Regions from separate parts of the Homo sapiens genome. Here region 1 is linked to region 2. Evidence: chromatin contacts called from ENCODE Hi-C or POLR2A ChIA-PET data. All regions are on one chromosome and are shown on one strand. Each heading gives the region's core, a stretch centred on a gene start or an enhancer-like site at or near the end of the contact. The rest is flanking DNA. Distances are from core to core; before and after follow the strand shown. Region 1 holds the start of SIGIRR (single Ig and TIR domain containing). Region 2 holds the start of SIRT3 (sirtuin 3).

Region 1 (3,370 bases), core at 48-2,547, 180 kb after region 2:
CTCCCCTGCACCCTCTTCCCGCACCCTCTCCCCTGCTCCCTCTCCCCTACGCACCTTCCCCTGCACCCTCTCCTCTGCCTGCCTCCCCCTGCACGCTCTCCACTCCCCACCTTCCCCTGCCCACCTTCCCCTGCACCCTCTCCCCTGAACCCTCTCCTCTGCCTGCCTCCCCCTGCACCCTCTCCCCTCCCCACCTTCCCCTGCACCCTCTCTTCTGCCTGCCTCCTCCTGCACCTTCTCTCCTCCCTACCTTTCCCTGTACTCTCGTCTGCCTACCTTCCCCTGCACCCTCTCCCCTCCCCACCTTTCCCTGCACCCTCTCCCCTGCACACCTTCCCCTGCACTCTCTCCTCTGCCTACCTTCCCCTGCACCCTCTCCCTCCCCACCTTTCCCTGCACACCTTCCCCTGCACCCTCTCCTCTGCCTACCTTCCCCTGCACCCTCTCCCCTCCCCACCTTTCCCTGCACCCTCTCCCCTGCACACCTTCCCCTGCACCCTCTCCTCTGCCTACCTTCCCCTGCACCCTCTCCCCTCCCCACCTTTCCCTGCACACCTTCCCCTGCACCCTCTCCCCTGCACCCTCTCCTCTGCCTACCTTCCCCTGCACCCTCTCCCCTCCCCACCTTTCCCTGCACCCTCTCCCCTGCACACCTTTCCTTGTACCCCCTCCCCTCCCTAACTTCCCCTGCACCCTCTCCTCTGCCCCTCCTCCCCTGCACACATCACATACACACAGCCCTCTGGCCCATGTGCACCTGCACAGAGCTTCAGTCTCAGCCCGTGTGCACACTTGCACCTCCTACACAGCACACTTCCTACCACACACACCTCCCATTACCACTGCACACAGCTTAGGCTGCAGACCCCTCACACAACTGTTGAGTATATACAACACCCATTGCAACGCTTGTCACAGAGCCTAGGACCACAGGCACCCCACAGCACACACACTGCACCTGACACCCACCCTTGGCCGCTGATGCGACACAGCCTCCTGCTGCCCCTCGCTCTGTCTCACACACACATGCACACACATGCATATGGGTCTTGGGCGCCGTGGGCCTCCTCTCAGCCAGGCCCTGACACAGGCTCACTCAGAGCAGCGGGGAAGGCAGTCACCTGGTTCCAGTTCTTTCCTCCGGGGGGCAAATGTTGGTCATTGGTGCGCCTTTGGGAGCAAACTCTCCCCTTCGCTGGGCCCCAGGGAGTGTCCACAGCACCAAGGCTGCTATGGATGCATCGCCAAGCGCGGTGGGGACCTGGCTTGTGTCTTTGTGTATTTTGATCAGAACTTTCCCTGTAGCTTCCTGGCCTTGCAGTCACATCCTCTCCTAACCCTAAACCCCACCCAGGCACCCACCCCTTCCCTAGGCGGGCGGGAGGACGGGCAGTTGGTGGTTCTCACCCCGCCTGCCCCGGCTCTTCCTGTAGCTCTGAGTCAAGCGGCTCCTTCCTCTGGAGCCCGCCCCAACCCACCCAGGCACGGCACTTTCCTCTGTGCAGCGTGTGTGTGTGTGTGTGTGTGTGTGTGTGTGTGTGTGTGTGTGCAGTGTGTCTGCGTGTGTGCAATGTGTGTGCAGTATGTGCGTGTGCGTGCGTTTGTGTGTGTGCGTGTGTGTTGTGGGGTGGGGGGTGCTCAAAGGGGCAGGTTCCAGGGGTAATGCATGGGGGGTCCTCCAGCCAGGAGACCCCCGCCAGGGCCACCCTGCACACATACAAGGAGGACCGGGGACCGCGCGGCATGCCTTCCAGACGCTACTAGAGCTCACACTCAGGAGCCAAGGGGCCGGTTTGCTCCCCCATGTGTCTTTGACCTCTGACCCCGGGGAACAGGGCCTTCAGAAACTCCCGGTCAACAATGGGGCTCCAGCAGAACTCTTCCGCCCTCTCCCCGTCCCTCTCCCAGACATAGCTCCCCCGATGGGTGAGCAGTTACAAGGGACTATGGCATCTTGTGGACCTTCCCTTCAGGCTGGGGTGGGAGGGCAGCGCCCCCTTTTCCAAATAAGGAGCAAACACAGGTGGCCGAGGCTCCTGGCTCAGAGCAGATGAGGGGCAGATGGCATCTCCTGTTGTCACCAAACTGACACTCCCCAGGTTGACCTGGGACTGGGGACCCAGTGACCGGTGGCTGGTATTGCCCACAGAATCAGACAAGGGTCTCCTTTGGACCCTGGCCCTGCCCTCAGCCACATGGGGGCAGGGCTTCATTGTGGAGGGCTGCCATCCAGCCTCCCGGCCCTGGCTGAGCACCCTCTCAGCAGCAGGCTTTCTACAGGTACTTGTCTGACTGAGTCCCAGCCCTGCTAGGACCTTCCTTTGTCCCGGTACTCAGCCTTGGGTGATGGTGGGCCTTGGGCTCAGGGTCCCAAAGACAGCACCCCTTCCCCCACAGAGCCTGGTACCAGCCCCTCCTTGAAGTGGGTCCTTGGAAGCCCCTCAAGAAGGTTCTCCCCACACTGCAGGTCAGGAAGCAGGCACAGCAGGGCCCAGGGCACCCCCGCAGGAAGCAGGAGCAGGGCCTCCAGCACAGGCCCTGGGGTCAGCCGCCAACTGTGAAGCCCCGGCTCGGCGGCTGCTCTGTGCACCCGGTCTCAGCGTCACCATCTCTCAGGGCTGGCTTGGCACCCTCTCCTTCCCTCTCTCTGCTAACGTCCTGCACCCCCGAGCCCCCAGGTCCACCGTCCAGGGTGAGCATGAACACCCACAAAGTCTCCGACCCTCGCCCGCACAGCTCTTCCGAGGCGCCCAGAATCTCAGTCCAAGCCTGGCCCTGGTCGCCTCGCACTGCCCACCGCACTCTGCTGGGCACCTTGAGGTTCTTAGAAAGCGCCAGCTCCTCCCGCCCTCAGACCCAGCCAGCGTCCTCGGTCCGCGGCCGCCCCTGCCCGGTGGGTTCGACGCTCAGCACCCAGCACCCTGCGGGCGACTCCCGCTCAGCTCGGACGCGCCGCCCCTCCGCTCCCCGTGCGCGCTGGGCCCCCAGCGCCTGTCCTGAAGCAGGAACGTGGGTAAAAGGCTGCGGCCCCGCAGGCCGAGGGGCTCTGGTTCGCTCCCCTACCCCGCGCCCACCTGCGCCCTGGGCGCCCTCCAAGTGAGGAGGGCGGAGAACGAGGACGCGCGCGGGAGGCGGGCACGGGGGTGCGGCTCGGGGCGCTCGGCCGGGGCAGAGGCGCGCGGATGGCGGAAGCTCCACCCGGCGCCGGGCGAGCTCGGGCCCCAGCCTGACTCTTGGTCCGCCCTCGGCGCCTCAGGAAGCCTCGAGCTGGGATCCAGGCTTGGGCGACCGAGGTGGGATCCCTGCGCGCCTCGGCGCTCCTAGCCCCGCTCTGTTCTGCGCGAGGGTCACCAAAAAGCCGCTGACCACG
Region 2 (3,399 bases), core at 489-2,988:
ACGGGGTTTCACTGTGTTAGCCAGGATGGTCTCGATCTCCTGACCTCGTGATCCGCCCGTCTCGGCCTTCCAAAGTGCTGGAATTACAGGCGTGAGCCACCGCGCCCGGCCGCAAGGATTTGTTTTAACAGTTTTGCAGAGTATCACAGATATTAGAATGCGCTCCACGTGTTTGTAGGTCCTGGTCCCTGCTCCATCCATAGCACCTAGAACAGAGTCTGGCACAGAATAAGAGCTCAGTCAGGGCTTCTTGGATGAACGACTGACTCTTCGGGATCTTTGTTTTTTTTTGAGACGGAGTTTTTGCTCTTTCGCCCGGGCTGGAGTGCAATGGTGCCATCTCGGCTCACTGCAACCTCTGCCTTCCGGGTTCAAGTGATTCTCCTGCCTCCGCCTCCTGAGTAGCTAGGATTACAGGCGCCCGCCACCACGCCCGGCTAATTTTTGTAATTTCAGTAGAAATGGGGTTTCACCATGTTGGCCCAGCTGGTCTCGAACTCCTGACCTCGTTATCCACCCGTCTCATCCTCCCAAAGTGCTGGGATTACAGGCGTGAGCTACCGCGCCCGGCCAACTCTTCAGGATCTATTAAACTTTTTTCTTTTTTTTTTCCCACAGGTAGATAAGAGTCTTGCTCTGTCACCCAGGCTGGAGTGCAGTGGCTCAATCATAGCTCACTGCAGCCTTGAACTCCTGGACTCAAGGGATCCTCTTGCCTTAGTCTCAGGAGTAACTGGGACAACAGGCTTGCGCCACCATGCCCGGCTAATTTTTAAATTTTTGGTAGAGATGGGGGTCTCGTTATGTTGCCCAGGCTGCTCTTGAACTCCTGGCCTCGAGCGATCCCCGTCTCAGCCTCCGAAAGTGCTGGTATTACAAGTGTGAGCTACCACTTCGAGACTCACTTTTCACCAACATTTTCAGCAGTTGTGTCAGACAGCAAGTCAATGTGCCATTATTTACTTAAATATTCATCCATTATAGGGCATCTGATACCTAACAACCATGGACCTTAAGATTTTTTCCTATGTAGCCTCAGTTCTTAGATGCAATTACTATGGAGACGGGTACGATCACATGCCAGTGGGAGTATTAACCGCACAACATTTATGAGGGATCATTAAAGCGTTAAATGCATATACTTTTGGACCTAGCAATCCCAGTACTAGGAATTTATGCAAACAGTGAGGTGCCAACAAGGTTATTCACCACAGCATGATGCACAATAACTAAAGGTTAGAACGTATTTCAATGAGGGAATGGTGAAATAAACGACAAAACCCCCATAAGTGACGTCCACAGATCAGCATAAAGACGGAGGCCCCGGTGTTGGAACGCACGTAAACTCCCAGACATGCCGCAAAGGAAACACGGCAAGGTGAGAAAGAGTGGGCGAGGTGTCGACAACGAACACGCAAGAAGTGCTTGTCCTTGCCCAAAATACCTCGAAAAGAAGAAACTGGGAGCTGCTGCCCTCGGCTGCCTCCGGAATGCCCTGGGCACCTCGGGTCTGGGAGGCCTCTGCAAGGGGCGCGCCGGGTCCAAGGGCTCACCGCGGGCCCCATGGCTGCCTCTCAGCCCCGCACTCACATCGTCCCTGCCGCCAAGCACCAGCCGACAGCCGCAGGCCTGAAACGGCCCCACGCCTCCCCCGGCCTCGACCCGTTCAACTACCCGGCCCCACAGCCGGAGGGCTGCCGCGGCGCGCCAACCCCAGAACGCCATGTTCCGCGCAGTCCAAGGAGTCCTCCGGACTCGCCCCGCCCCCGGCGCCCCGGCCCCGCCTCCGCCTCCCACCCCCGCCCCCGGCGCCCCAGCCCCGCCTCCGCCTACCGCCCCCGCCCCCGGCGCCCCGGTCCCGCCTCCGCGCCCCGCCCCCGCCTCCTTGCCGACGCCTCCGGCGCGCCCAGGTAGACGTAGAGGCGAGTAGAGGAAGTTCCCTAGTCTGGTGTCTCATCTCTCGCCCCGGAGGTCAAACCTGGAGCCAGCATTTCTGTACCCTGCGCTCACACCTTTTTCAACCCGGATGGCGGTGATAGTTAATACTTTCTGAGCGCTTTTACTATGGTCAGGCATTATATTTACACCTAATCCTCGCAAAACACTACTGGGAAGATCCTCATTTGACAGGAGCAATTCCGGGTCACAAAGGCTGACACCACAAAGCTAGTCCGTAGCGGGTTCGACCACAGGCGCCCACACTCTTTGACGCCTCAATGGCACAGCCAAGTGCGCGGGAAGTGGGCTGCAAACGCCGGAGAGTTTTGTCCGGAGCGCAGAGACGCGCTGTAACCGAGCAACCAGCGGGGCCCGCCCCCGGCCTGCTACGGCGCTCCCAGCCTGCCCCGCGCCGCTCGGCGCCGGAAGTGAGTGAGCATTTCCGGCAGCCATCCCCGCGGTGCTGACATCCCGGTTGTTCTTCTGTGCCGGGGGTCTTCCTGCTGTCATGAAGGACGTACCGGGCTTCCTACAGCAGAGCCAGAACTCCGGGCCCGGGCAGCCCGCTGTGTGGCACCGTCTGGAGGAGCTCTACACGAAGAAGTGAGCGCCGAGCAGACGGGCCCTGGGCCCCGGCGATAGAGGGAGACGGAGGGGGCAGGCGGGCGGAGGAGCGGACCCTTGATGGGCTGAGGGCGCCCAGACCCAAGTTGGGGGGAAACGGGGACGTGTAGCGACCGGCTGTGCCGGCAAGGTTTGCTGAGGAACCTTGAGTGGCAGGGTCGAGGAATAAGAGGGATGACAGACCACGAGGGCCAAGAGCTGTAGCCAGGATGTTTCGGTCTGAGATTCACTGCTTCCTTAACGGGGGACTGAGACTGAGGCTTCTGAACTCCTACCTCGGGTCTTACTAAAACGGTTCAGGAGTAGCCTTTGATTTTAGCTCTTGATTCCATCTAACAAGCAAACACACTTTCAGGGCCACCACCCACTTTGGGAAACATGTTGGTGATTCGTGCTTAGCCTTGTCATAGTGTAACTGTATCTACAGTTATCTTTCTCATGGTCTGGAGTTGATAAACCAGAGGCTAGTACAGCTTTGCTGTTTTCCCTATTCATTCTGCAGCTGGTTGCACGGGGTGCAACCACTTCCGCCGTCCCATTGTCTTTACCTTCCATTGTATTTCTCATGGGCTTTCTGCCCCTAGAAAGATCTTAAAGTTTAGGTTTGTTTAGAAACAGGATGAATTGCAGAGCAATTAAATTCTTGCTAAGCACTAACCTCCTTTTAATATGAGTAGAATAAATTGCTGGCATTGGGCTGGAGCTATTCCATAGAAAATACATCTCCTGTAGTAACCTCCCTGTTAACCCTAGCATTTAATATAATACCTTTCACATAGATGTTCCATACATGTTTTGATGATGTTTAGCATTCAGCAGCCTTCTGCTATTAGCAGT

The links. Hi-C counts contacts between places; a loop is a spot of excess contacts on that map. ChIA-PET counts read pairs that join two places held with the same protein, here RNA polymerase II (POLR2A). Pooled maps may share reads with other maps.
Region 1: a map of naive thymus-derived CD4-positive, alpha-beta T cell shows a loop between it and region 2 (4-fold over the local background). The contact joins the promoter of SIGIRR here to the promoter of SIRT3 in region 2. A Hi-C loop is called at or near these places in 6 of 168 maps with a recorded cell type or tissue (CD14-positive monocyte, CD4-positive, alpha-beta T cell, CD8-positive, alpha-beta T cell and 1 more), 14 of 37 single-sample maps with no recorded cell type and 14 of 50 pooled maps. POLR2A ChIA-PET finds 5 or more read pairs at or near these places in 16 of 52 experiments (CD4-positive, alpha-beta T cell, CD4-positive, alpha-beta memory T cell, CD8-positive, alpha-beta memory T cell and 12 more).

What each region holds. Positions count from the first base shown.
Region 1 is chr11:413,702-417,071 of GRCh38, forward strand. It overlaps SIGIRR (single Ig and TIR domain containing), which reads right to left and starts at 1,298. Exons shown (of 10, transcript NM_001135054.2): 1 at 1,122-1,298. RefSeq lists an enhancer at 1,771-2,390 and silencers at 2,911-2,980, 3,041-3,160, 3,191-3,270.
Region 2 is chr11:234,604-238,002 of GRCh38, forward strand. SIRT3 (sirtuin 3) reads right to left here and starts at 1,739. Exons shown (of 7, transcript NM_012239.6): 1 at 1,445-1,739. The coding sequence starts at 1,725. It overlaps PSMD13 (proteasome 26S subunit, non-ATPase 13), which reads left to right and starts at 2,373. Exons shown (of 13, transcript NM_002817.4): 1 at 2,373-2,541. The coding sequence starts at 2,447. RefSeq lists a silencer at 1,805-1,884 and enhancers at 2,035-2,224, 2,385-2,624.